Linked DNA regions of Homo sapiens: all the other regions are linked to region 2. Evidence: chromatin loops called from intact Hi-C (ENCODE). Cell type or tissue: A673. All regions are shown on one strand. Each heading gives the region's core, and the rest is flanking DNA. Links, peaks and the distances in the headings are about the cores only. Region 1 overlaps SVIL-AS1 (SVIL antisense RNA 1). Region 2 overlaps SVIL (supervillin). Region 3 holds the start of LOC105376473 (a long non-coding RNA gene). Region 4 overlaps SVIL-AS1 (SVIL antisense RNA 1).

Region 1 (7,396 bases), core at 1,604-6,603, 48 kb before region 2:
GCCATCTGCAGGCTGAAGAGCAAGGAGAGCCAGTCCAAGTTCCAAAACTGAAGAATTCAGAGTCCTGTGTTTGAAGGCAGGAAGCATCTAGCATGGGAAAAAGATGTAGGCTGAGAGGCTAGGCCAGTCTCTCTTTTCACATTTTTCTGCCTGCTTATATTCTAGCCACACTGGCAGCTGATTAGATGGTGCCCACCCAGATTAAGGGTGGGTCTGCCTTTCCCAGCCCACTGACTCAAATGTTAATCTCCTTTGGGAACACGGTCACAGACACACCCAGGATCAATACTTTGTATCCAGTCAAGTTGACACTCAGTATTAACCATCACAGACCACTTAACCATTATAACCATGTGTGAGATTAGCCAAATTACTTCATTTTTCTGTGCCTCCATTCCTTTATCCGTAAAATGGGATTAAATTGTTCCCCTTTCATAGAGTTGTTTGAGGATTTTATGAGAAAATGCAGCATTCTTTGTAATAGTGCAAACCTGGAACCTGGAAACAATATAATAGAAACACTCATTACTGTATTAGGCTGTTTATGCATTGCTATAAAGAAGTATCTGAGACTGGATAATTTATTAAGAAAAAGGTTTAATTGGTTTATAGTTCTGCAGGCTATACAGGAAGCATAACACAGGCATCTGCTTCCAGGGAGGCCTCAGGAGGCTTACAATTGTGGTAGAAGGTAAAGGGGGAGCAGGTATCTCGCATGGTGGGAACAGGAGGAAGAGAGAGAGAGAGACAGAGACAGACAGAGAGAGAGAGAGAGAGAGAGAGAGAGAGAGAGAGAGAGAGAGAAAGAGGTGCCATGCCTTCAAATAGCCAGATCTTGCAAGAAGTCACTCATTATTGCGATAGCACCAAGAGGATGATGCTAAACTACTCATGAGAAATCCACCCCCACAATCCGATCATCTCCCACCAGGACCCACCTCTGATACTGGGGATTACAGTTCAACATGAGATTTGGGTGGGAACACACATCCAAACCATGTCAATTACCAAGGGACAAGTTAAAGAAGTTGGTGGACTCAAGCAGTTGACCGCTATGCAGACAAAATATATGTCCCCAGCAGAGGGCAGGCTTCTACCTACAACACATGTGATCATTTTCCCCGGTCCCTCTAGTTTGCAGAGGTTGAGGGCAGAGCTCAACCTGGAGTGTACAGCCTGAGACAGAGGGACCATGCTCCCTGTGTCCTAATGGGAAAGGACTCTTCTTGGGTAGAAATGTAGTTACTGAGTTTTGCTTTCTCCTATAGAGGAAAGATGAGCAAAAACAGGGAGATGGAGACCTGGTGAAGAGAGGGTGCAGAAGTGGCTAAGTGGGGTGATGGTGGTGAGGAGATTTGTTGGTGAACTACAGCCCGTAGGCCAAATCCAGCCCACCGCCTGATTTTGCATGGCCCAGGAGTGAAGAATGATTTTTTACATTAAAATGATTGAGAAATAAATTTTTTAAAAGAACAATATTTCATGACTTGTGACATTATATAAAATTCAAATGTCAGTATCCATAAATAAAGCTTTATTGGAAGATGCCAGACTCATGCACTTATGTATCGTCTAGGGCTGTTTTCCCCTGTGCAGAGTTGAAGAGTTTGGCAGAGACCACATGGCTCCCAAAGCCTAAAGTATTTACTATGTGATCCTTTACCAAAAAAGCTTGCTAACCCCTGCCTTATAGTATAATGTATGATTTTTTTGAAGAGTTAAACAAATTTAACATTTGCTGAGCTCTCTTTCTTGCCCAGCATGGCTATGGGCTCTTCTCATGTATGTAATATAATTCTGTAAACAATCCTATAAGGCAGGTACCATTATTATCTTCATTTCACAAATGAGAAAATTGAGACACCTCAGTAATTTTCTCAAAGTCAGACCATTAGTGAGTAGAAAAGCTGGGATATGAATCTAGGCTGTCCAGTTCCAGAGCAATAATGTGTAATATCTAGTTTCATTTTCTGGCTTGTTAGGTGATGTAATTCCTGCCAGTTATTTCTCAAAATGTCAGTATCTCTATGCAAACCATCACTTACTTGATCAGCCTTGCTGTGGAGAAAGGGATTGGGGTGTGCCTACACTTGGGGCACAGTGGGAGAGGACGCAATGGGAGGGGACAGTAACCTGGAGGAGTGGCACCAATTCACTCCTGGATTTTGCATCTGATGGCATCACAGAAGGGAGGAAATCATTGCACCCGCGTGTATGTGTGGTACATACATAGCAAATGTATAGAAGGTTTCACCCCAAACTGCAAATACTCTTTGCTCTTAAGGAATGAAATGGATAATGTAGAATTGGGAGATGTCTACATTTTAATCCTACATTGTTTGAAATTTTAAATGAAGTGAAATTTTAATGCTGTTTTTAGAAACCCGCATAATATGGTGAAAAGAACTCTCTGGCCTGGTTTTCCCTTTTGGGAGGCAAATCGGCTTAACTCTCCTTTAAGTGTCTTAGATATTGAGAAGAGATAGATTATTTAATAATCCATTTCCCCAGGATGGTGCCCAGAGGGAAAGAAGATTATCCAGCCACCAAGAAATGCCCAGATCCTCTATTTCAGATGAACCTGACTTAATCAGGAGTGGAAGGCACCCTTTCGTCTTTTCAGAGTTACACAGGGGCCCTGGGTTTCCTGTTAACATGAAGATGTTCATGTGCCCCAGTCCCAGCTTGTCCCACGTGACTGTCCTGTGGCCTGTTAGGAACCGGGCCATACGGCAGGAGGTGAGCAATAGGTGAAACAGGATTACTGCCTGAGTCTCGCCTCTTGTCAGGTCAGCCGTGGCATTAGATTCTCATAGGAGCGCAAACGCTATTGTGCACTGCACGTTCCAGAGATCTAGGTTGCACACTCCTTATGATAATCTAATGCCTAATGATCTGAGATGGAACAATTTCATCCCCAAGCCATCCCCCTAACCCGCCCCTGTTCGTGGAAAAATTGTGTTCCATGAAACCGGTCCCTGGTGCCAAAAAAGATGGGGACCACTGCAGTATACCTTTCATGCCAAGGTCAGGCCCAGCCAGTGACAGAGCCCAGGAGGGAGGCCTAGGACCTGGCCATTTCTGCCTATTTCCTCTAAGGATCAAGTTCTGCCCTGGGGCTCCCTGGGGGCTGGTCAGACCTTCTCAGAGCTGCCCCTCACTCAGAGGCTCTTTCCTCCCCATTCTCCCTCCTTCCCCTCTCCTTTCCTAGGGGTCAGCCTTGCAGCACCCTCCCAAAACCCTCCCTGCCTCCTGCTGCCACTGTTCTTATCTGCAAAAAGTGTTCCTCCCAATAAATGTCTTTCACGTCTAGCTCTGTCTTGACACCTGCTTCCTGAGGACCCCAAATGACACGTGCTTCCCATCTATCTGTATGATGGTTTTGTTTTTTTCACTTTTTGAAAATTACGTTTTGCCAGAAAGTCAAAGATAATCGTCTGTACCAGTTTAGCCTGCATATCTAGCATAGCATTTACACTAATATTTGCAGAATGAATGAATAAGAAAAAGCCTATTTTGCTTTCAGAGGCCACATGCACAACCAGAACCTGCAGTCTTGGTTGGGTTGGAACCCAGAGCTGAAGACAAACCAGGCCATGTTGCTGACTGTGCTTCAAAGCAACTGGAAATGCCTGGAAATCTCCTTACACTCGAGCTGCTTGGGTGTCTTGCTTTTGAATGTGTCCGTGTCTCCTACATGACCTAGTTTCTCCTCACTGAGTCCCTACCAGGGCAGAAAAGGGGCAGGCATGTGACAGACCATGAAGGTACTGCCCTAGGCAGAAGAGGTGCTGTGGCCTGCCAGGGCTGAGAGGCAGCCCCGTGCTGGGGAGGTCCTGGCACTGCGGTCCAACCCTCTGCACGCTGCCATTGAGGCCCTGCGGCTGAGTTACTCCCCAGGCCAGGTGCGGGTAGAGGAGGGCAGTCATGGCCACAGCCACAGGCTGAGTGGGAAGGGAGCTGGTTTCTTCAGGCCCTTGGAAAATCGGGGAGGAACTGGTATGCTAATTCAGAAATTCTCTCATAGCCTTGACAGGTACAAAATCTCTGAAAACCGGTATTTAAAATTATATTTCTAATCATGCCATTTTCTCTGCTTGGCAATTCAGGAAGTTGAATAGATGATTATGAATCATCCGCAAGTGTGGCTAATTAAATATTTGATCAATAGAATTTAGTGCTTTTCATCTGCAGAGAGCTTTCCTAACATTAACTAATTGAGCCAAAGGAAGGTATCACCTTCATTCTACAGATGGCAAAACTGGCAAAGGGAAGAGCTTTAAAGAAGCCACAAAATAAAACAAAAATTAAAAAGCGTGTGCATGCAGGCGGAGGGAAGCCTGGCTAAGAGGAACTGTGGTTCGCAGACTCCCCCAGCCCTTGGGCACGTTCATGTCACTGCACAATTTATCACTGCTTGCATCAGGGCAATGGGAACATTCCCAGGTCAGCCCATCGTAGAGTTCAGGTTCCTTGAACTGGAAACAAATGAGCCGGACGGAGCTGGAGTTGGCCCCTGGGGTCTTTAGGGGAAGGTCTTGGCCCAGTTCTGTGCCTAAGAGCAGAGGCTTCCTCTGCAGATCCTAGGACTGTGAAGCCGGAGGCGGCGCTGGAGTTGGAGCCTTGGCTTCTGCTGTGAGCAACAGCGCCACCTGCTGGCCATAGCCTTCCCTCAGCGCGGCTGCCCCTCGCCAGATGCAAAGGTTCCTCCTTTGTCGCTTCCGTATTTCCTTCCCTGGCCAGTCCCTGCATTTCCTTTCCTGGCTTCTCCAGCTGGAGGGAGGCAGCTGACAGGTTATATCAAACCTGATAGAAATCTGTTAGAGAGACATTCGGATATTAACAGCAAACATCTCCCCCTAACCCTATCACCCCTGGATAAAATTAGTGTTCATGAGGAAAGGTCTCATTCCCAGGCAGGTCTCGTTCCTCAGCTTCCACTGGAATGGGTCTCTTACCAGCGATGGGAGAATGAGGAAGAACTGAATGTTGGAGACCCTCCTCAGTAAAGGGCACAGCAGGTGCTTCTCGGGGCTGCCTGCGAGGATGTGATGAAATCATGCAGAGAAAGCAGCCTGTTCGGGCGGGGCCTGCGATTCCTCTCCCGCCCTTACCTAAAGCCCTCCCTGAAGCAGGAGGTGACCTTGGGCCTCAGTTTACCTCCATTATTCAACAACAATCAGGTACAGGGGAATGCGGACCACCACATCTGGGTGCCGTCCTTAAAGAGCCTTGCCCCACCCAGCTCTGTTATCTTAGCCGAGTCCCGTAACTTTCGTATGCCTTGGTCTTTTGTTTATGACATGACCAATCTATCTCCCAGGGCCATTCAAATATTTTTTAAGAGTCAAAATCTAAAAAGATTAATACTTTAAAATAGCAAGATAAGATTCCAAAACTTTCGATATTTTCAATGCAACAGAACAATTTCCTTTTCCTGAGCAGCTTATAAGATCAGAGCAGCATTTGGTAGAGCTGCCTCATGGTCACTGATGTCTACCGAGAAACGGCATTACTGTGTGGGAAACGCAAGTCCGCCATTTTCCACGTACCATATTGCTTGCTGGAGATTTCAGAAATATCTTTACATGAGGATCAGATGAGAGGAGAATGTAACAGAGTCAGCACCTCTAATGGTTTCAACATCAAGATCCAAGATAGAAGTGCTAGCGCAGGGCGCAGGATACTATGAAACCAGCCCCAGCCCTGGAAACACCCCGGGCCCCATGAGAAAGGGACGCACTAGGCCTGGGGATCCTGCGGACCAGAGGAATCAGTCGCAGGTGCTGTTGCCGGGTCATCCCCACATCTGAAGAGTCCCTTAGCCGGGTTCCCCTGGCCCGTCCATGTCCAAGTCCACTTTCCTTCTGTGCACCCTCACCTCAGCCTTGAGGCTCTACTTGCTATGCCCTTATCCTGCCTGTGCCACACGTAGGAGACTGGGTGTGCCTCTCCTTTCCCTCTCCTCCTTCCAGATCTTCTCTTTGGAGCTGATGGCTGGAGAACTGATGTCCAGTTGCAGTGAGAAATCCTGCCAGTCCTTCGAGGCTGATTCAGAGGACACCTCCTCCCGGAAGCCACCCTGATTCCTTCCCCTCCCTCCCACCTCCAGCCAGAAGTCCCTCCTTTGGACATGATTAGTTTCCTTGGGCTGTTGTGACAAAGTACCACAAACTGGGCTGCTTAAACAACAGAACCTTTATCGTCTTGCAGCTCGGGAGGGCGGAAGTCTGAGATCAAGGTGTGGGTAGGGTTGGTTTCTTCTAAGGCCTCTCTTCTGGGCTTGCAGAGGGCCGTCTTCTCCCCGTGCATCTGCACACGGTCTTCCCTCTGTGCATGCCTGCCGCCACTTCCCAATTTCCCCTTCATATAAAGACAGTAGTCAGATTGGATTAGGCCTACCCTGAAAACCTCATTTAACTTAATTACCCAAGGATCTCCAAATAAGGTCACATTCTGAGGTACTAGGGGTTAGAACTCCAATCTTTTTGGGGGAGTGGGTGAGGAGGAAAAAGTGGGGCACAATTTCACCCAGAACAGATTCTTGTTGCACTGCTATTATTATTATTATTTTTAGAGACAAGGTCTCACTGTGTGGTCCAGGCTTGAGTACAGTGGTACAATCATAGCTCACTGCAGTCTTGAATTCCTGGGCTCAAGTGATCCTCCCACCTCAGTCTCCCAAGTAGCTGGGACTACAGGTGTGCCCACTATGACTGGCTAATTTTTAAATATTTTTATAGAGATGGGGTCTCACTGTGTTGCCCAGACTGGTCTCAAACTCCTGAGCTCAAGCCATCCTCTTGCGTTGGCCTCCCAAAGTGCTGGGATTACAGTGTGAGCCACCATGTCTGACCCTGCATCATTATTTGTGCTTCTTGGTGAATTATCATTATTTTCACCTCTCCTGGAATGCAGGCCCCTTGGGGCATCAGAGCCTAGATATAAGGCGTATTTGTGTTCTGTTGACCCTTAAGCTAAGCACCCACTCAATAAATATTTGAATGAACAAGTAGTAAATATAAGTATTCATGAATGAATGCGGACCACTGCAAATAATGAGGGCTCTGGAATGTGCAACATGATACTAGAAATAGACTTCAGCAGATGCTGTGGCTGTGGTGATAACTGTATGTGAATCTGGGGAAAGACCCCATCTGACCAAAAAAAAAAAGTCTTCCCCACTGGGACCTCAAGTGTCATTGGCAAACGATGCTCCCTGCTGGATCTTTGCAGTTCCTGTTTTTAATAATGAATGGCCTCCTTCAGGAAGGGAAGCATGGAGGGTGAGCCTGGAGGATGAAAGGAAGTCATAAGGACAGGTAGGGTCCTGCTGCATCGTTGTCTTTTAGGACGGGCTCTGACACTAACCAAGTCTTGCAATCCCAAATGCACT
Region 2 (7,396 bases), core at 922-5,921:
TAGAATACTAACGCCGCCGTGATGGAGTTAGAAGGAGAAGGAGGCCACACTGGGGGAAAAGCCTCATGGATGTGCCCTCTGCAGGCGAAGGAAGCCCTTCTCAGTGGAGGAAAGACGGAGACCCAAATAACTCACTTGGGTGCATAAGGATCGAAAATGACATCGAAGTCCTCATCCATCTCCACAGGACTTCTTGGCATATTATAATCCACGCTGCGGTAAAATTTGGCAAAGGTTTCATCATCATCTGGCTTCATCACCTCCTTCACAGATTTGCCGGTGACAGTGAGCACCGTTTCGTGCATCCCGCCAACTATCAACAAACAAGCAAAAGACATAAGAGTTTTATAAAAACAAGGACTCCAATTATGCTTCACAATAGTTTAAAAATTCTATTGCCTCCTAAGTTCCAGGAGTGGAAGAAACACGGTTGTGATATACAGGGTCCTGTGGTTGCTTCCCAGGCCCTTACTTAATCTCTGACGTAAGGACTTCCCACCTGAACAAATCTGCAGTAAAATGGGAGAGAGGGAGGCTGACCATACTGCACACACGCGCCCACTGAACGCTTCTGAACCTGCCCTTGCTTCTGTTGAGGGTAGGTGAACCAGCCTCAGCCTCATTCTACGTGAAGGGTTGGCAAACTTTTTCCAAAAAGGGCCAGCCAGTAAACATTTTAGGCTTTGCATGGGGAGGGGTGACATGGGGCCTGTGTTGCGACAACTCAGTTCTGCTGTCTTAATGCAAAAGCTATTGACAATAGTTCACAAATGGGCATGGATATGTTTCAATAAAACTTTATTTACAAAAACAGGGCTGGGCATGGTGGCTTACGCTTATAATCCCAGCACTTTGGGAGGCTGAGGCTGGGGGATCGCTTGAGCCCAGGACTTCAGCCTGAGCAACATAGTGGGTCCCCATCTCTACAAAAACAGAAAAAAAATTAGCCAGGCTTGGTGGTGCACGCCCATAGTCCCGCCTACTTGGGAGGCTGAGGTGGGAGGATTGCTTGAGTCCAGTTCAAGGCTACAGTGAGCTATGATGGCACCACTGCACTTTAGCCTGGGTGACAGAGCAAGACCCTGTCTCTAAAAAACAAACAAGAAAAAAAAAAAGCAAGTGGGCAGCTGGATTTGGCAATGGCCATCGTTTGCTGACCCACGGGCTAGATCACTGCTCCATGTGTGTAATAAATGCGTTGCTGACTGGCATTCCCTGCCTAGCCAGTTCAGTTATTATATTACACTTTTATATTTCTGTTCAGTGGTGGTTGTATTATTTTCAACCTTTTAGTGGTCACTGTCAATAGTAGGGACTCCCAGCGCCTAGTATTTGATAAGTTTCCAGGATTGGGCATTTTAATCAAGAGATAAAAGGCTGTTTTTGCATATTGCTCTTTTATTTGGTATACCGCATTGACTTTTATATTGAAACATTTACTTCAATATTCATTTGCCATAATTTTCTTTTAGAAATCATTTGTGATTATATGAAATAATATTAGCTTTTACCTTATTGGAAATTGATAACATACAATTTAAAGTTCACCAGGCCCAAGGTCACGTTGATTTTGCCGACACATAATAATCTGCTTTCAGAGTTATAAGCAAAATCACTCAGTTCACAATTCCAATTGGATGGCATCCCAAGGGCTTAGATTCAAGAAAAAAATGTATTATTGGGAGTCCCCAATTTAGTACGTTATCAAGTGAATCAGGGCTTGTTTCTCTAATCAGTCTTGACCAAAACTTCTTTTTTTTGGCTGAGGAAGAAAAGCAATCAGAATTAGGATTTAGAGATTCTGAGAGCAAAGCCTTCTGGCTTCCAGTAGGTACCTTTGTTATTCAGCCTTCTTAGAAAGGTTTCCAGCCTGTCCAACTTCAGGTCCGATTCTAACTGCATATCTGGTCTGGCTTCGATATCTAGGCAAGCAGAAACCGTCAGTGAGACAGCATCACTAAGGCCTCTTCTGATCAGAAACTGCTTGGCGTGGCCGGGGCCTTGGCGACTTACCTTCCAGGGGTTTGGAAACGGGTGTGGTGCCTCTTGTTTTACCGCAAATGGGTGAGGCTACTGGGGTTATGGCAGTAGGTGACGCCAAACCTGTGGAACACACAGACGAGCTACTGAGCATCTCAGGGTCACTTCTGGAAATCTCCGGGACCCTGGTGGATCTCCAGAAATCCCAGGGTAGACGGCACAACATATAAGAATTTACACACATGCAGGCACACACACACACATTTCACACGTACCACGACTGTGGGACAACCAACTGCAAACGTAGACTGGATTTTATTATTTCCAAGGACTGTAGTGGCTGACAAGCCGATATTCCAAAATGAACGGTGGAGACGTGGGAAAACATGTCCATGACACGTTAACTTGGGCAAATGCAGCTGTGAGTTCTGAGGCCCTTCGGAGATGGCAGGGGCAGCTGAGAGTGCATTGGTGCCATCTGCAGAATGAGCTGTGTCACACTTGCCAGCAAGTGGCCCCCCGCAGTGGAGCTCTCCTCCAGGCTGAGGGGAGGGAGGGACAGTGGCCCTGGGGACATGACACAGACAGTAACCCAAGGAGGGCCAACCTTTCAGAAGAAATTACAGACCAGGGCAGGTCTGGACCGACTGTGCGTGTTGGAAGTCCTGTCCATCTCCCGTGTGGGCAGAAACAGGAAATGCTTTTCCTAGTATATTTACCGAGAAGCAGAGTGGGGAATCTTTAAAAGGGCAAGTGGTGAGAGACACATGAAAGGGAAAGGGAGGAATTCCTGCATGGAGAAAGTATCCAGCTGGAAGAAGAAAACTTAGTAAACAGAAGGATGAGTATCGCTTCCCTAATCTAAGTGGAAGGCATTGGAAAGAAAACTGATTAGTGCATTTACAAAAAAACAAAATGAGATGTGAATGTTCTCTGTACTCATTTGTAATAAATGTGAAATCCTTAGATGACATTGCCACTTAGATGACAATGCATCCCTGGACGAACAACATCGAGAGGTTATGCAAATCACTATCACAAGGAAAACCAAGGGAATAAATGATTCTGCCCCTTCCTCCTGTGAATGGGAGAAGTATTATAGCATTAAAAAATTTAATAAAAAAAACCATTAAATGGTTTAAAACTCAAGTTTTAGTAATATTCTACAAGTACGTCTCATTATATACATATATTTGATTGATGGTGTCAATAAAAGTTTTAAAATTTGTTTCAATTGCCAGAACTGCAAAGGGTTTCCATCCATGAGAAAGTAAACTTTCTTGAAAGATGATAAATAAAATCTGGTATCACAGGGTGGGGAGGGAAATCTTTACTCACTAGAAGGATGCTTAAGAGAAGAGACATCAGAGGAGTTCATTAGCACAGAGGCCGTTAACTCCGCAGCTAATGAACAGGACTGACTCTGAAGGCTGGTTTCCAAAGCAACCGGAGAAATCCATCCGTGTCCTGGCCGGTGCCGGGCAAACCCCGCTGCCATGGCTCCCCCTGCTGGCGGTTCAGGCAGTGGCACTATGCAAACGTGCTCCCCACCTAGCTAAGGATCCTTAGGGAATGAATGGCTCATGGCAGGGAGATGCAAATTACAAAATGTTAAAACAAAACAAAGATCTCCCCCATAGCTCTTTTCAATGAATTCTAGGTACAACAACCAGTCACCTACTCTCTTCGGGAACATTTTCACAGATGTCAATGTGGACAAGGGCAGTGGCATTTGGTAGTAAGAACCCACTTACAAATAAATTAGGGTTTTTAAGGTGGAAGAAAGAAAAGAAACCAAAGCGGAAAGTCATCAAGATAAAAGCCTGGGCTAGAAGCTGGAAAACCTGAGGTCTGGTTCAAGTTCTCAGTTCCAGTTCTACTTAGTCACCCTGCACCTAACGACGTGCTTCTGTTAAAGAAGGGTTGGGGCTCACGTTAAAGGAGTTTAAACATGAGTATCCAGTTCTGTGATCTGATGCAGAAAATTGGCAAATGGTACCTCATTCTGTGAGAGTAAATTATATTTTCACCATTCCAAGATAAGGTAAGAATAGATTTGTTAGAAAGGATTCCCCACTAAGATTTGAGTTAATCACCATTCAGGGATTTCCCACGTCTCGCTCCTTCCCTTCCTTCTACAAACATTCATTATATACCTATAATGAGTTAGGTACTCTTCATAAAAGTGTGGATTAAAGGTTCTGAGAAAAAGAAAAGCTAAGCCTCTATATTTGATGACAAGATGTTAAGAACAAGTGAATGTGAAAACGTATACCACTATGATGGGAAATCTGCTTTTAAATAATAGCTTAGAAAGTGATGGTATGTGCATATAGGTGACAAAGGGAACCCAAATTTTAATCATTTCCTGCAGGATATGAAATAAAGCCCCAAACACTCTTATGAAGCCTCAAAGCTCTCCAGTAACTTTACTAACCAAGTGATATGTAAGTCAGTTTCATAAATTTTTGAATATAGGCATCAAATCAGTTCCAAGAGCTCAGCAGCAGAAGATTGCAGCAGGGACATCCCACTGCCTAGGAACTGAGGACATATTTTAGACATCTATTAAAGCATATCCGGATTTGGCTTTGGTCAGTCAGAGAAATCAGGTTTGATGGAGAAGGACCTAGGAATTAACCTAAAAGGAAGAGGGGATAAACTTCTTTATTGTGAAAGGCTGACTTAGGGTACATGGTTGCCAGGTCAGAAGGAAATGGAAACAATTTAAAAGTAATTATGGGCTGGCGGGGTGGCTCATGCCTGTAATCCCAGCACTTTGGGAGTCCAAGGCAGGTGAATCACCTGAGGTCAGGAGTTCGAGACCAGCCTGGCAAACATGGCAAAACCCCGTCTCTACTAAAAATACAAAAATTAGCTGGGCATGGTGGCGCGCGCCTGTGATCCCAGCTACTCGGGAGTCTGAGGCAGGAAAATTGCTTGAACCTGGGAGGCAGAGGTTGCAGTGACCTGAGATTGTGCCACTGCACTCCAGCCTGGGAGACAGAGCGAGATTCTGTCCCCTCCACCAAAAAAAAAAAAAAAAAAAAAAAAAAAAAGAAAAAAGTAATTATGGGGGCTGGGCACAGTGGTTCACGCCTGTAATCCCAGCACTTTGGGAGGTCGAAGCGGGTGGATCACCTGAGGTCAGCAGTTTGAGACCACCTGGCCCACATGGTGAAACTCCGTCTGTATTAAAAAGATGAAAAATTAGCCAGGCATGGTGGTGGCGGCCTGTAATCCCAGCTACTTGGGGGGCTGAGGCGAGAGAATTGCTTGAACCCGGGAGGTGGAGGATGCAGTGAGCCGAGATCACACCATTGCACTCCAGCCTGGGCAACAAGAGTGAAACTCCGTCTAAATAAATAAATGTAATTATGGGAAAAGACCAAAATTTGTTAGCAGATTTGAACTGCTTTTGAAACCTACACTTGCACTCAATTCCAAATGGGTAAGTTTTGAAATAGTGACAAATGGAATTATGCATCACTGTTTTATGACCTTCAAATACTTCCAAGAATCATATAAAGTTTAAAGAAGATACTATTTATGAAGAAAAGATATTCAGTAGAAATATCTCACAGAACCTACACAAAAAACATTTATAGAATGTCAGTAAGTTTAAAAAATTTTAAAAGAAGGCTGGGCATGGTGTCTCAAGCCTGTAGTCCCAGCTACTTAGGAGGCTGAGGTGGGAGGATTACTTAAGCCCAAGAGTTTGAGACCAGCCTGGGCAACACAGCGACACCCCATTTCTACATAAAAATTTTTAAAAAGCCAAGCATGGTTTTGCACACCTATAATCCCAGCTACTAGAGAGGCTGTGGTGGGAAGATTGCTTCAGCCCATGAGTTCGAGGCTGCAGTGAGCCATGACTGAGCCACTGCACCCCAGCCTAGGCAAAAGAGCAAGACCCTGTCTCTTAGAAAAAACTTAAAAAGACCATGGTTTCTTCTTTTAAATTGAGCTATCACGTACCACCATGCCCTCCATGGGTAAGTGTGCTCACGTGTGTGCATTGTGCACACACCACACACATGGACACACACACACTGACCTTTCTTCACCATCCTGCCAGCCACAGTGAACTGGGTCGAGTCGTTGGCCGCTCCTCTGCCTCTCGTCTTCCAGGCCTCCTCTCTCACAGTGATGAGCTGCTTCCTCTCCTCAATCGTCATTTGGCTCTCTCGACTTTCTGTGACCCGCTGTTCATAAATGTACAGAAGAGAAAACAGGAGAGAGAAATGACAGCGGTGTGGACCTCAGCCTGCAGCATTTCATGAGTGAAAAAAGCAGGTTGACAAAGAGGAGTAAGTATATTGTCCAAAGATGTTCAAAAATGTTCTATCTGAAATGGGCTTGGCTTCCTTACGTCCAGGTTGGGTGGAGATCACCATTGGCGATGCTGTAACTTTAGATGAATGCCTCTGTCCTGTGACTTACTGGTTTGGGGCACTGGAGCACCAGAACAATCCTTTGTAAGCACAAACAATTAAAAATAGATTGTTTTCATGCCCTGGACTCTACAGGGTTTTAAAGTTTCTCTGTCTTAACCCATCTAGTTAAACTCAGTTAACTGGGAGATTTTTATCCCTATATACTCACAAAGAACATGATTGATCTAGAAAACTTTATCCATGTGAGCACACAAGGAACTTGCCCAGTTAGAGACAGGGAAGGCTGGTTAGGAATAAGGGGCAGGAGAAGGTTTTCTGGCACTCTGCTTGCTTTTTCCTGCAGCCACTGATGTTCTGCGGGCAGGTAGACAACCAGGAGAGCCCACAGAAGTGGCTTTAAACTGTGAGACATCTGATGTTGAGGGTGAACTATGCTGTAGACAAAACCTACATGCACGGTAACATTTCTACTGAAAATGCTCTCAGCAGTTTCTAATTGGAATATTTCTGGAGAGATCTGCTTCTTCCATTTCCAAGCCATTGATGATGCTCATTAGGCTTGCGGTTGGGGATGTGGCAGGAGGGGAAGGGGAAGAAGCTACAGGGGACTCAAAGGGCATCAGGAAAGGAGGAGGGGCTCAGGACAGGCCTGGGATGGGGAGATGGGGCTGAGGAGGGAGGGACAGGAGCAGCGATGGAAGCAGAGGACAGGGCTCATGCCACTGAGTGATGTGTATTGGGGAGAAGAGTGTAGGTGGTGGTCGCGGGCGATACCAGGGCAGGAGGTCCTCAAACGCTGGCCGGCAGAGTTTGCTTTTCCTCTGTCTTCAAGCCATCCCTCCCTGCACCGCAAGACCCCTGTTTATGGCGAGGCACTGGGCTGGGTGGGGAGCGGGGGAGAAGCACAGGAGGTGTGGAGCTAATGCCAAGGAAGGAAGAGTGCAAAGGTGCCCCCTCCAGAGCAGAAGGCACGTCCCTGGCTGTCACCTGCTGGTTTCTGGAAGGGGCTCTGGAGGCCG
Region 3 (7,396 bases), core at 1,303-6,302, 120 kb before region 2:
CAGCCTGGGTGACAGAGGAAGACCCTGTCTCTAAAATATATATATATATATATACATGTATGTGTGTGTGTATGTGTGTGTGTGTATATGTATATTTACTATATATAATAAATTTTATGTATTTCATATATATGTATTTACTATATATAGTAAATATACAGCAAATATATAAAAATTTACTGTATATAATAAATGCAATAGTATATTATAGTATAGTATTATAGCACATATAACAAATATATAGTAAATATATATATATTTACTATCAAAAACCAGAACGACATTGAGCTTTAAACTCCCATCCCTCTAAGTATTTCTGTTTTTATCATTCATACATTTTTTTGTGTTTGACAAAGTCTCACTCTGTCACCCAGGCTGGAGTGCAATGGCACCATCTTGGCTCACTACAACCTCCGCCTCCCAGGTTCAAGCAATTCTCCTGTCTCAGACTCCCAAGTAGCTGGGATTGCAGGTGCACCCCGCCACACCAGGCTAATTTTGGTATTTTTAGTAGAGATGGGGTTTTGCCATGTTGGCCAGGCTGGTCTCAAACTCCTGACCTCAAGTGGTCTGCCCACCTTGGCCTCCCAAAGTGCTGGGGTTACAGGCATAAGCCACCGTGCCCAGCCATTCATACATTTTTTAAAGATAATTACAAAAAAGAGATCTTTACCTGTCAGGGAAGTAAGAGATAAAAACATTTTTGGATCTTCTCAGGAGCTCTTTCTGATATAAACGCTATGCAAGGACACACATTCCAGAGACACGCCCCATCCATTCGGCTGCGCCGCTGCCATGGGAGGCCAAAGAAGCCTGCAGCTGTAAGCCTGGGAGAGTGACAGAAGAAGGTACGTGGGCCTCATTTAGAAAATGTAAATGAATCAAATGAGACACATTCAAATTATATCTAAGTATTGGCTCTGGAAATTGCATCTGTGGTGAGGGAAACTGGGGATAACTCCTAGGAAAAAAAATACAGAATATATATATATATATATATATATAAAGTATAAACCTCTTTGAGTTGCGGGTGGTAAGGTGGGAGGGAAATTCATAGGTTAGCCAATGTATGAGTGAAAGCATTCAAGTATATGCTTTAAAAATAATTTTTTAGCCTAAAAATTTAAAATTTGCACCCAAAGTTTTGTTTCACAGGTTGATCAACCAATTATCGGAGTCCCCTTCATATAAGTTATTTCACAATTGACCCTGTCATAAAGGAAAACTTTCACCAAAAATACCCTTTTTTTTCTTTTTGAGGTTTTCCCTTTATATGGAGTTGTGGAAAAGTAGAGTTTCTGACGGAAACTGTCTTGCTTTATAGCTAAATATAAGAGCAAATCCAAGTACAGCAGAAAACAATTATCCAGAAGTGGCCAGGGAAGCATTCCTGGCTTGTAGTCATGTGGTCTCAGGAGGCGGGCAAGCCCTTTGCACAAAACCCAAACCTTACAGTATGAATGGCAGGGGTGTCAAATCAGGGTTAATAATTCAACACAAGAACCAAGCCCAAAGGCCACCCAAAACTAAGTTCAGTGGCTGAAACAGAAGCCCAATAGGGGTGTGGCACTGTGCCCATATTCAACATAAAAATAAATAAATGGGCCACTGTGGGCAGATGTGAGGACATCCCAAGTTGTCCCCTGGGGACAGACCTCCCCACCCCCAGGTCCATCCAAGGTACAGAAGAGTGCTTTTCTCTAACACATCACCACCTTTAAATGAAGAAATTTTGTTTCCAGAAACTTCTTTTCTTTTCTTTTTCTTTTTCTTTGTGTGTGTGTGTGTGTGTGTGTGTGTGTGTGTGTGTGTGACAAAGTCTCACTTTAGCCCAGGCTAAAGTGCAGTGGTGTGATCACAGTTCACTGCAGCCTCAGCCTCCATGGGCTCAGGTGATCCTCCCACCTCAGCCCTCCTAGTAGCTGGGTCTACAGGTCACACTCCCATGCCTGGCTAATTTTTTATTTTTTGTACCTGCAGGGTTTCGCTAGTGTTGAACACCTGAGCTCAAGCAACCCACTCACTTTGGTCTTCCTGGGATTACAGGCATGAGCCACAGTGCCTGGCCTCCAGTAAGTTCTTAATAAAAAGGAAATAAGCTATATGCAATGATGGACACATTAAGCCATCATCATCCAATGTTCTCTTAATACAGATCATTCATTCAATAAGTGGACTCTGAAATTTTGCTTTTGGAAAGCCACCATACCTGGCACTGAAAAGGGTGCATTAGATGTAGACCAAATATTTAAATCTCTGTTATCATGGAAATCAAATGAGTGAACAAGTGTCAAGGTACGTTTGACCCTTCCAGTGTCTTCCCGATGCTGTTTGCTCTGATATGAGTTAAGATCTTGACTCTGGAGTCAGACTGCCTGGTTGTATTTAGGATCCACTACTAGCTGGTGTCCTTGGGAAAACAAAATAGGGATAATAAGAATATCTTATTCACGGAGTGGTCACGGGAATTAAGTGAGATGATATATAGGAAGCAAGGATTAAGTGAGATGATACCTAGGAAGCTGTAACAATGCCTGGAGGCAGCATGTGCTTTGTTTTTGTTGTTATTGTTGATACTGTTTCTATGTTTATATACATTTTTCTCTTAGAAAAAGAAAATTTTAGAATTTTCCTTTAGAAAAGAAAAATTTTTTCTAAAATATTATTAGAAAAAATATTTTGTCTAAAAAATAGTTTTCATATATAGTATATATATTGTATATATACTATATATACATTGCATATATATACACTATATATACACATTGTGTATACATATATGTATATATATATATATATATATATAGTAGAGATGGGGTCTCACTATGTTGCCCAGGCTGGTCTTGAACTCCTGAGCTCAAGCAATCCTCCTTCCTCGGCCTCCCAAAGTGCTGGGATTACAGGCATGGGACACTGCGCCTGGCCTAATGCTATATCTATAATGAATTTTTGCAACTCTGATATCTCATACATAGTCTAGGAGCCCTATAAACTAACTACTAGTGTTCTTTAAAAGATAACGTAAAATAGCAACAACGAAATAAAACAGTAGAATAAAAGTGCAAAGTTCTATGGCAGAATGGCGAAGGCTTAGTGTTGGAAACAATTATGAGAAAGGCAAGTTCCTCAACCTTCTAAAGTTTTGTTTTCTAACCTGTAAAATGGGGAGAATAATGAGTGCCTTGTTTTGGAGATGAGATGAGGTAATGTATGTAAAATTAGTAGGTTTGGTAGGTGCTATTACAGTGCAAATCGTTAATTGAGATATCATTTTTAATTAAAAGATGAAGATGGCCATGCACAGTGGCTCACACCTGTAATTCCAACACTTTGGGAGACTGAGGCAGGTGGACGGCTTGAGTCCAGGAGTTTGAGACCAGCCTGGGCAATATGGCGAAACCAAGTGTCTACAAAAAATACAAAAAAAAAAAATTAGCTCGGCATGGTGGCTCGCGACTGTGGTCCCAGTTACTAGGAAGGCTGAGGTGGGAGGATCGCTTGAGCCCAGAAGGCAGAGGTTGCGTTGAGCCAAGATGGCACCACTGTACTCCAGTCTGGGCAACACAGGGAGATCCTGTCTCAAAAAAAAAAAAAAAAAAAAAAAAGCCGGACTCGGTGGTTCACCCCTGTAATCCCAGCACTTTGGGAGGCTGTGGCCGGCGAATCACCTGAGGTCAGGAGTTCGAGACTAGCCTGGTTAACATGGTGAAACCCCGTGTCTACTAAAAATACAAAACTATAGCCGGGCGTCGTGGCGCGCGCCTGTAGTCTCAGCTACTCAAGAGACTGAGGCAGGAGAATTGCTTGAGCCTGGGAGGCAGAGTTTGCAGTGAGCCAAGATCACACAGCTGTACTCCAGCCTGGGAAACAGAGTGACAGTCTTTCTCAAAAAATAAAAAAATAATAATAAAAAAAGAAGGCACGCTGGCTGACTCAGGATATCCACTAGGTGGTGCTAGAAAACAATGGCCAATCATGAAGCATTCATTTTCAAAGACCTGGCATTTTAATCTTTTATTTGAGTGTATCAGGAAACAGTTTCTTTCTTTAAAAATTGTTTTTTATTTCAATAGTTTTTGGGGTGTCTTTTGTAACATGAATTATATAGTGGTGAACTCCAAGATTCTAGTGCACCCGAATAGTGTACATTGTACCTGATGTGTAGTTTTTTATCCCTAGCGCTCTTCCCCTTTCTGCATCTCTAAAGTCGATGATATCACACTGTATGCCTTTGCATACTTGTAGCTTAGCTCCCACTTATAAGTGAGAACATGTGGTTTTGGTTTTCCACTCCTGAAGAATAATGGCCTCCAGCTCCATCCAAGTTGCTGCAAAAGACATTATTTCCTCCATTTTAATGGCTGAGTAGTATTCCATGGTGTATATATACCACGTTTTCCTTACCCACTCATTGGTTGATGGGCACTTAGGTTGGTTCCACATCTCTGCAATTGTGAATTGTGCTGCGGTAAACATACGCGTGTGGTGTCCTTTTCATATAATGACTTCTAGGAAACGCAGTTTCGATGAACACTCCAACCTACATTCCTTGCATCACTTTGGGACTTTTACCTACTCCTATAATTCTCAAACATTTCCGCCCCTCTGCCTTCCAAGTAAGATGCTTACTCAGCCAACAATTCCTGAGTGCCTGCTGTCTGCTAGGTGCTGGATACACAAAAATGAAGAAAATGCAGTGCCTGGGCCGGTCATGAATTCCACTGTGGATGCGTTAAGTTTGAAGTTCCTGTAGTACTTCCGGGTGGAGATGTCCAACCAGCTGTTGACTATTTAGATTTGAAGCTCAGAATTGACATTCAGAATCAGGGAGACATCATACTTTGTCTGTAGTTGATCGTGAGCTTGAAAAGCATGGCCCAGGACAGAGCATAAAGTGGGAGGGGCTATGAGCGGGTACAGAATCCTGCAGAACGTGGGCATGCCAGCGAGGAGACAGGCTCGCGGAGGACAGAAGGAGGGTTCCGAGAGCCGCAGGCAGAAGCAGGGCAGGGTGGTGTCAAAGAAACCGGGGGGTATGAAGGGACAAAGGACGAGTGTCCCCTAGAAGAGAGAAGAAAGCCCATTGGATTTGGAGCAGGAAGAGGCCCACTGAGAGTGGCCTGGGGACAGAGTGCATGTGAAGACAGCCCAATATCGGCTGCTTTTTAAAAAATGTGGATGAGAAGAGGAGAGTCAGGATAGTTACTAGAGGAGCACTGAGGGTAGGGGGGAGTCGGTTGGGGGGCTTGGTTGGTGTTTGGCTGTTTACTTATTTACTTATTTGCATTGGGAGAAAGGGATCTGATGGCATTTACAGATGGAGGGAAGGAGCCAATAGTGAAGGACAGGCTGATGATTAGAACACATGAGAAGGGCTGACACCCCATCCCACCACTTTTCTCCTTGTCCCAAACAAGCTGTGTGCTCTTGGGTGGTTTCCTGCCCCCTCTCATCCTCAGGCACCTCACCTAGAAAAACATACAGAGTAAAATGGTGAATCGTGTGTAAGATCTCTCCTAGCTCTAAGAAAATTCCATTTCCAAATTTCAATCTTTCAGCTATCTAAACAGCAAAGGGAAGAATTATACAGGTTAAGTATGTTTAAATAACTGTCTTTGAAATGAAAGCCAACATTACAATATCTCACGTCACTAAATGCATGCATGTGGTAAAATGCAAAGCAACCCACTCAAAATAGTTGGTGTGTGGTTAACTGTGTAAATGGCATGTCTCCCTCTGCATGTGAATCTAGAGGCTGGCCCTTGAGATCCACCATCCATATATGCCACAGTTGAGTCTTCAGATCCAGCCTGTCGGTATTTCCATTCTCGAGCACTGGGTAATGTGGTCCTGGCATAGCTCTGTGCCAAACACGTGGTTAACACTTGGACTTATAAATTGTTTATAATCAGCCTCCCTGGCCAATTACAATAGAGAATTTGTATGCAAGTGAAGATATTCAGGCATGCAGAAAATTAAATAAACAGTCTATACACATGTTGAAATACATCTTGCAAATTGCAGGAAACATATTCACATTACTTTTTATGAAGGCCTCGGCTGTGTTTAAGAGGCCCTTTCTAATAAGGAATGTTTTGACTATGATCCTCCCAAGACACTATAGCACTCAACACAGAAAGATACAATTTTCTTATTCATGAATGTCATAAATGAGCTCAAGAAGGCCTTGGCACGCTTCTTCTGTGCCCTAGCAATGGAAGGTGAGTGCTAACCTCATTCATTTCCTTGATGAAAAGGTATCTTGATTGCTCTGCATCTAGAAGAATGGCTACTTTAAGTCCCAGGGGCACTTAATAAAACGTCTTCGGACTGAGTGACACTGATGAGCAGAGAGCAATTTCCATTTCCCTCCTATGATCTAACAAGTAGCCGGGGGCCGGTTCTTCCAGATGCATCCTCGGCTTGGTAGCACACAGAGGTCAGTCCATTAGGGAGGCCAGACCTCCAAAAGAAGAGGCTCTCAAAAAGACAAAACTTGGTGACCACATTCCCCCAACTCAAACATCATTAACACCTTCATTCTTGGGACAATGATAAAGTTTCTTGATGAGTGTTGATAATTACCTACTTTAAAGATTATTCAGACCCCCTGCTCTCTTTTCTGTTCTCTCTCTCTCCCTCTCTCAATCTCTCTCTACCTTTTGGTGCAGAAAGAGAACGAGCAAAAATCAAACCAGTCATCTGGGCTCCGCGATGAGCCTTTCAGGTTGAGAGATGAGTCGCCAGGAGAGTCAGGGAGGTTTGGCCGGAAGGAAAAGATGGCTTGTTGCTGTGTTTCTGTCTCTCCTGTTGCGTTTGCTCTCATTACTGATGAACTGGGGGACTGACTGAAGAGAGGGGCTTCCTGTATCTGTGCTCTCTGGGGGCCGACTTCTGCCTGCCTTTCTGGTACCCGTGCTCTGCCAACAATGTGCGGCTTGCATTCAATTTGCTCAAACACTCACCGACTTTAATTAACTGATTTCTGTTCCAAGAACCAACATCAAATACTCTTGTGATCTTCCATGGTGAAGCAGAAACCACTGGGTGAGGGGACAGGAAATCGACCCGCCCCCAACTCCTGCTGGTTACGCTGAGCTGGGGCCAGAAACACCCCATAAACCCTCGGGCAGTCATTTATTAGAAATAATGTCATTGAAATGGAAGTTGCCATGGTACAGTGGCCTCCAGCTGAGAGCCCAGACTCCTGGGGAGGAGGGAGGGAAGAGGCCTTCCAGCTCCTGCTGCTACTCGTTACCCTCACTCCCACTGCGCAGATAAAGCACCACAAAGGGTTAGCGACTCTTTCATTTAAAAGGTGATTCAGGTGAGGTTTATTTTTCATTCCATTAAATAAACGTTGCAAAAATGTTGGAGTCAAGAGAGTAAAATCAGA
Region 4 (7,396 bases), core at 1,463-6,462, 67 kb before region 2:
GGAAGGTGGCCGCTCCAATGCTCTCTGACTCTAAAGAATGAAATGATTATTCCCACCCGAACATCCATCTTCTCTGGGTTTACCGTCCCCTACTTACAGTCCGTAAAAAGGTCACCCTAGACTTGACCTCAGTCTCATTGTGACACACACAGCACGCCAGCGTTCTTAACCTTTTTGGTTACAGAGACCCTTTTAGAAACTTCATGAAAATTGTAAGTCATCTCATAAGGAGGATCTTACATGCACATCAAATTGAGCATACAATTTTCATGGATCCCTAAACTCTTGATACAAAGTTAATTCTATCTCACTATAATATAAAAGTCAAAAACTTACATAACCCAGAAAAGCAGAATTTGCAACATAGTAGAAATAGACCAGAGTGAAAGTTCTAATCCTGGTTCCACAACTCACCAGTCAACATTTAGGAGTCACTGAATCACTTGATGCCTCAGTTTACTCATATGCCCAATTAAGAATTATAAAATCATGCACCACATAATGTCTTGGTCAAGTACAGATCACATATGACGATGGTTTCATAAGATAATACTGTGTTTTTACTGTACCTTTGTCACTGTGTTTAGATACACAAATACTTACATTATGTTACTATTGCCTATGGTATTGAGTATAGTAACCTGCTGTACAGATCTATAGCCTAGGAGCAATAGGCTATACCATACAGCATAGGTGTGTCACAGGCTCTCCCACCTTGGTTTGTGTAAGTACACTCTGTGATGTTTGCACACAACGAAATCGCCTGATGACACAATGCTCAGAATGTGTCTCCATCATTAAGAGATACATGACTACCTACCCCATCAATCTTGCCTATTCCAGAAACAAAGTGAAATTAATAATATAAAATTGGTTTGATCAATTTATGAATTACATTGTCATTGAAAGTAGGAGAACTAGACCAGGAGGCACTGGTGTGACCCTGGAGTAGATGGAACTGTTTGTGCATGTGTCTTTCTTACCTTCCATTCTCATAAAGAATTAGCACATTCCCCACATACACCCTGGCCAGACCGTGTCTTTGGGACTGCAGCACTAAGGTGTGTTTTTGTTTGTTAACTTATTCCCAGTGCCTGTGTTGACCAGGAGGCTTTGGGAATAAAGGTACATAAAGGTCTTGGAGCCTGGATGAGCCTGTGGTCAAGAGATGGCAGGCAGTGTCCTTGAATTTGGAATGTGACTCACACTCTGCCTGTAGGGGAAGAAAAGAGAGATCAGACTGTTACTGTGTCTATGTAGAAAGGGAAGACAGAAGAGACTGCATTTTGAAAAAGACCTGCACTTTAAACAATTGCTTTGCTGAGATGTTGTTAATTTGTAGCTTTGCCCCAGCCACTTTGCCCCAGCCACTTTGACCCAACCTGGAGCTCACAAAAACATGTGTTGTATGAAATCAAGGTTTAAGGAATCTAGGGCTGTACAGGACGTGCCTTGTTAACAAAATGTTTACAAGTAGTATACTTGGTAAAAGTCATCGCCATTCTCTAGTCTCAATAAACCAGGGGAACAATGCACTGTGGAAAGCCGCAGGGACCTCTGCCCTTGAAAGCGGGATATTGTCCAAGGTTTCTCCCCATGTCATAGCCTGAAATATGGGCTCCTGGGATGAGAAAGACCTGACCGTCCCCCAGCCTGACACCCTTAAAGGGTCTGTGCTGAGGTGGATTAGTAAAAGAGGAAAGCCTCTTGCAGTTGAGATAGAGGAAGGCCACTGTCTCCTGTCTGCCCCTGGGAACTGAATGTCTCGGTATAAAACCCGATTGTACATTTGTTCAATTCTGAGATAGGAGAAAAACCGCCCTATGGTGGGAGGTGAGACATGTTTGCAGCAATGCTGCTTTGTTATTCTTTACTCCACTGAGATGTTTGGGTGGAGAGAAACATAAATCTGGCTTACGTGCACATCCAGTCATAGTACTTTCCCTTGAACTTAATTATGACATAGATTCTTTTGCTCACATGTTTTTTGCTGACCTTCTCCTTATTATCACCCTGCTCTCCTGCTACATTCCTTTTTGCTGAAATAATGAAAATAATAATCAATAAAAACTGAGGGAACTCAGAGGCCGGTGCCAGTGCAGGTCCTTGGTGTGCTGTGTGCCGGTCCCCTGGGCCCACTGTTGTTTCTCTATACTTTGTCTCTGTGTCTTATTTCTTTTCTCAGTCTCTCATCCCACCCGACTAGAAATACCCACAGGTGTGGAAGGGCAGGCCACCCCTTCACTGCCCTTGGGAGCAAGGGCAGAGCACATGAACTCACCATGCACCAGTTCTGGTCCTTGGTGGGGAAAGGCTGAAACTGGAACCAGGTGTATGAGAAGCAATCTCCCAGACTTCATAGTAGCTGCCAGATTGGCCTCAAGGTTGGCAGAAACCATCCTACCAGTGAGTGCCAGGTGGTTTGGAGCGAGAAGGGAGCATAGCCTGGATTGCTTGAGGCCTGGAGTTTGAGACCAGCCTGGGCAATACATGAGACCCTGTCTCTACTTTTTAAAAATAAAAAGTATTAAGAAATATGAGGAGAAAGAAATCATATTTCATAGTTAACCAACGGGTTGAAGTTGCAGTGCTTTTAGTTATCAGTGGAGATTGTACTGCATATGCTATCTTCAGATTTGAAGGTCATCCCAGTACAAGAACTGAAGATGTTCAACTAATTTAGCTGAAGTGATAACAGCTCTGAGGCAAGAAGAGTATAAGTCTAGGTTACTGGATCAAGGGATAGGTTATTAGGGCTCTCCAGAGGGACAGAACCAACAGAATATATGTATATATAAAAGGGGCTTTATTAGGGAGAATTGGCTCACGATTACAAGGTGAAGTCCCACGATAGGCCGTCTGCAAGCTGGGTAGAGAGAAAAGCTGGTAGTGGCTCAGTCCAAGTCTGAAAGCCTCGAAACCAGGGAAGCTGACCATGTAGCCCAAGAGCCCCCTGCAAGCCATTGGGGCAAGTCCCAGAGTCCAAAGGTCGAAGAACATGGAGTCTGATGTCCAAGGGCAGGAGGAGCAGCAGCAAGCATCCGGCCTGGGAAGAAGAAAGAGAGCCAGAAGACTCAGCAAACTGCTTATCCCACCTTCTTCCATCTGGTTTGTTCTAGCCGCGCTGGCAGCCGATTGGATGGTGCCCACGCATATCGACGGTGGGTTTTCCTTTCCCAGTCCACCCACTCAAATGTCAGTCTCCTCTGGCAACCCCCTCACAGACACACCCAGAAACAATACCAGCTATTTAGGCATCCCTCAATGTCATGAACATACAAAAAGGAAAGTTTTGTGATACTCTGGGAGACTCAGGGTAGGGAGTGGTTCAGTGATATTTTGGGATCATGAAAGGTCTGTTCAGTTTCTGTGTTCCATGGGAGTGGTTCTGAGCTGTTTGATTTAGTCAAACTATTTTAACAATCTCATACCCAAGTCATTCTCTATCCTCATCCACAACTCCCACATGCAAGCCATGCATACGTCTACAGGTGTCACATGGATATATTTTGTTATTCTCATTTCAGAAGAATATATTAACAGCATCCTTTTTCATCTTAATGTATTTTGTATTCATATATGTTAATTACCATACTCGTGTTGGTAATTTTGGCTAAGACAGCATACTTTTGAGGACTGATATATACATTATTTTAATGATATTGGGAATCTATGAATAAAACAAATGCATCTATCTAGTCATGTTTAGAGGACTTGCCTCCACCATTTATACAGCAATTAATTATGAGTAGTCCACTGGATCATTGTTAAAATCTGATTTCCTCTGAATTCTATCTGGAAGAAACTCTCCAAAATTTGTGACATATGAATGGTATTGCCTTGAGTCTCCAGAATTTTTGTAAGCTTGTCTCTTTTTTGTTCAATTTCTTTGGTCTATCCTGCAGTTCCCAAGATGGGGGAATGTCATTTGGAGTGTGACTCGCACTCTGCCCATGAACTCACCATGTACCAGTTCTGGTCCTTGGTGGTGACATTTTAATGAAAATCCTACCTTTTAACATGCACTGAACTCAGTTCTTGAAAGCCAGGTCATGCATTTTCTAGAACTGCGAAAATTGCTTGGTGCTTTTCCATGGTTAGCAATCACTTAGCATTAATACTTTAATAGTAATTGTGTTTCCATGTGGGTAGATGCAGCATTTTAATGAAATCTCCAGATTGTAAGGAAAGTGCATCTAAAGTCCAAGGAAAATATATTTAACAATATTTTAAAGGAGAAAGGAAGAAGAGATTTTGTTAGCTTTCCGAAATTTTAGTCGTTTAAGAGTGACCTTATTAAAATAACCACAAGATGGCATCAGTTTTCTATTTTTAAAGAAATATGGTAGTGGCCGGGCATGGTGGCTCACGCCTGTAATCCCAGCACTTTGGGAGGCCGAGGCGGGCGGATCACGAGGTCAGGAGATCGAGATCATCACCAACATGGTGAAACCCCGTCTCTTCTAAAAATACAAAAAATTAGCCGGGCGTGGTGGCGGGCGCCTGTGGTCCCAGCTACTCGGGAGTCTCAGGCAGGAGAATGGCGTGAACCCGAGAGGCGGAGCTTGCAGTGAGCAGAGATCGCCCCACTGCACTCCAGCCTGGGCGACAGAGTGAGACTCCATCTCAAAAAAATACATATATATATGGTACATTGGACTGAGGATTTCTTTTGTCTTTCATTTTTGCATGTTCCAAGTCCTAGTTATAGCTGCCTCTTGAGTTTATCATTCATGAGCCATAAACCTAGTAGCAGCTGGATCACATTTAAAGTCGATAGATGGAGTAACCAATTTTGGAATTCCATTCCTTGGACCACTTCCACATTAAGGAGAGAATAGCTCAGCTGCTCTCCTAAGCATTTTAGATGAAATGTCAGAGTTGGGGGTTTATACAACGGAGCAAGCCTAAACCCAGGCCCTCTCGCTGTCTATATCTATGATATTTCTTTCCTTCCTTCCTTCCTTCCTTCCTTCCTTCCTTCCTTCCTTCCTTCCTTCCTTTCTTTCTCTCTTTCTCTTTCCCCTGCCTCCCTCCTGTTCTTCCTTCCTTCCTTCCTTCCTTCCTTTCCTTCCTTCCTCCCTCCCTCCCTCCCTCCCTCCCTCTCTCTCTCTCTCTCTCTCTCTTTCTTTCTTTCTTTCTTTCTTTTTTCTCTTTTTCTTTCTTTCCTCCCTTCCTGAAATGTCAAGAGTTGGGGGGTTATACAACAGAGCAAGTCTAAACCCAGGCCCTCTCGCTGCCCGTATCTAGGATATTTCCTTCCTTCCTTCCTTCCTTTCTTTCTCTTTCTTTCTTTCCTTTCTTTCTTTCTTTCTTTCTTTCTTTCTTTCTTTCTTTCTTTCTTTCTTTCTTTCTTTCTTTCTTTCTTTCTTCCTTTCTTCTCTCTCTCTCTTTCTTTCTCTTTCTTTATTTTTCTCTTTTTCTTTCTTTCCTCCCTTCCTGAAATGTCAAGAGTTGGGGGGTTATACAACAGAGCAAGTCTAAATCCAGGCCCTCTCGCTGCCCGTATCTATGATATGATATTTCCTTCCTTCCTTCCTTCCTTCCTTCCTTCCTTTCTTTCTTTCTTTCTTTCTTTCTTTCTTTCTTTCTTTCTTTCTTTCTTTCTTTCTTTCTTTCCTTCCTTCCTTCCTTCTTTCCTTCCTCCCTCCCTCCCTCCCTCCTTCCCTTCCTTTTTTCCTTCTTCCTTCCTTTCTCTTTCTTATGTCTCTCTTTCTCTCTTTCCCTCTCTCTCCTTCCTTCCTTCCTTCTTTCACAGGGTTGTACTCTGTCACACAAGCTGGAGTGCAGTGGCATGATCATGTCTCATTGCAGCCTCCAACTCCTGAGCTCAAGTGATCCTCCCGCCTCAGCCTTCCAAGTAGCTGGGACTAAAGGTGCATGCCACTACACCTGGCTAGCTTTAAAAAAAAAAAAGTGTTTTAGAGATGTGGTCATGCCATGTGGTTCAGGCAGGTCTCAAACTCCTGGACTCAAGCCATCCTGCCACCCTGACCTCTGAAAGTGCTGCTATTACAGACCCCAGCCACTGTGCCCGGCCTGAGGGTATTTCTTTATTACACATCAGCAGATATTTTTTTACCTCCTTAAAGCACAGCAATTAAATGTTTACAATTACTCAACAAATCAGTCACTACAAAGTACTAAGTTCTATAGTAAAACATGTATGTGTTTCAGGATCTGGTTTAATCTACTCTCCTGATTCTAGATGATCTATTCTGATTATTTTATTTCAGTAATTCAGATATCCAGATTACTAATGCTTGTGTGGGTTTAGTAGGTCAATTGAAAAAGGCTACCATTCATTACTCTCCTTTCAGTTTTTCTGTATCATTCTATAAAAGGGATTCAGCTTTTAGGAAATAAAATCAGGCCAAATGTTCTGAGCTCCTCTGCTATCTTTGAGTTACTGTGCAACCCTTTCCTGCTTGTTTCAGAGCTCTAGACTCTGCTATGGGTACAGCTGTAACATGACCTAGAAGCGACATGGCTTATTTTAAAGTAGAATGATTTCTAAAACTACTGAATTTTCTTGGTTATATTTTATTTTTATTTATGATTTTATTATATTATTATCAGAAAATGGTTTATTTAATGTCAGTTCTTTGGAATTTGTTGAGATATCTTTTCTGGTCTAATATATGTAAATCCATATGTACTTGAAAATAATATTTACTCCTTTGTGTACAAGATCCTTTCTCCATAAATGTGCTACACATTTCTGTATCTTTTATCTGCTTTTCCTATCAATTTCTGAGTGAGAGAGATGTAAAATCTTTTACCACGATTGTGAATTTGTTAATTTATCTTTGTAATTCTGTTTGTTTCCATTATATTCTAGGATATTTTGCTTATGATCTTCTTGGAAATCTGTCCTTTTCTCAATATCAAATGTCTCTCTTTACCTCATTAAATATTTGGTACTGAAAAATATCACAATATCAGCACCATTTATTACTTTTTGTGTCTTTTTCTATGCCTTGATTTTTAAACATTTAGTATTGGTTTGTTTTAGGTATGTCTCTTATAGCAGGATTTAAAAAAATTTTAAAAACACCTAATTTTAAAGTTTGTCTCCTAATCGGTGTTTTATACCCATTTGAACTTTTTGAGACAGGGTTTTGCTGTTGTTCAAGCTGGAGTGCGGTGGTACTATCATAGCTTACTGCAGCCTTGACCTCTCAGGCTCAAACAATCTTCTCACCTCAGCTTCCCCTGCAGCTGGAACTACAGATGTAAAATTTATTTTTATTTATTTTTTGTTTTTGTAGAGACAGGATCTCACTATCTTGCCCGGGCTGGTCTTGAACTCGGGCTCAAGAGACCCCCCTGCCTCAGCCTCCCAAAGTGCTGGGATTACAGGCATGGGCCATTGCGCCCAGCCTATGATTTATTT

Evidence for each region. Hi-C counts contacts between places; a loop is a spot of excess contacts. Peaks named below come from ENCODE experiments on the same cell type or tissue, not always from the same donor. Only the 100,000 strongest peaks of a DNase experiment are listed, where the experiment ranks them.
Region 1: a loop joins it to region 2, with 2.7 times the contacts of the local background. A loop is called at or near these places in 11 of 110 quality-filtered maps.
Region 3: it touches region 2 in a loop (3-fold over the local background); 27 of 110 quality-filtered maps call a loop at or near these places.
Region 4: a loop joins it to region 2, with 4 times the contacts of the local background. A loop is called at or near these places in 9 of 110 quality-filtered maps.

Annotation. Positions count from the first base shown.
Region 1 is chr10:29,444,544-29,451,939 of GRCh38, forward strand. All of the region lies in intron 2 of SVIL-AS1 (SVIL antisense RNA 1), which reads left to right. Among named protein-coding and RNA genes, the nearest start is that of SVIL-AS1, 39 kb to the left of the region's middle. In A673, for the core only: a CTCF peak has its summit at 4,675 (motif pointing left); a DNase peak (open chromatin) is centred at 4,669; H3K27ac peaks cover 4,274 bases.
Region 2 is chr10:29,493,079-29,500,474 of GRCh38, forward strand. It overlaps SVIL (supervillin), which reads right to left. Exons shown (of 38, transcript NM_021738.3): 18 at 6,038-6,185; 19 at 2,014-2,103; 20 at 1,836-1,922; 21 at 136-313. Among named protein-coding and RNA genes, the nearest start is that of MIR604, 48 kb to the right of the region's middle. RefSeq lists an enhancer at 3,280-3,781. In A673, for the core only: a CTCF peak has its summit at 3,493 (motif pointing left); DNase peaks (open chromatin) are centred at 2,503 and 3,483; H3K27ac peaks cover 746 bases.
Region 3 is chr10:29,373,603-29,380,998 of GRCh38, forward strand. LOC105376473 (a long non-coding RNA gene) reads right to left here and starts at 1,317. Exons shown (of 3, transcript XR_930786.3): 1 at 1,242-1,317; 2 at 674-827. It overlaps LOC107984217 (a long non-coding RNA gene), which reads left to right. Exons shown (of 3, transcript XR_001747402.3): 3 at 718-768. In A673, for the core only: a CTCF peak has its summit at 3,942 (motif pointing right); a DNase peak (open chromatin) is centred at 3,949; H3K4me3 peaks cover 102 bases; H3K27ac peaks cover 2,036 bases.
Region 4 is chr10:29,425,497-29,432,892 of GRCh38, forward strand. The region is part of intron 2 of SVIL-AS1 (SVIL antisense RNA 1); the gene reads left to right. Among named protein-coding and RNA genes, the nearest start is that of SVIL-AS1, 20 kb to the left of the region's middle. In A673, for the core only: CTCF peaks have their summits at 4,295 (motif pointing right) and 4,529; DNase peaks (open chromatin) are centred at 3,145, 4,855, 5,795, 6,405 and 1 weaker place; H3K4me3 peaks cover 1,440 bases; H3K27ac peaks cover 4,856 bases.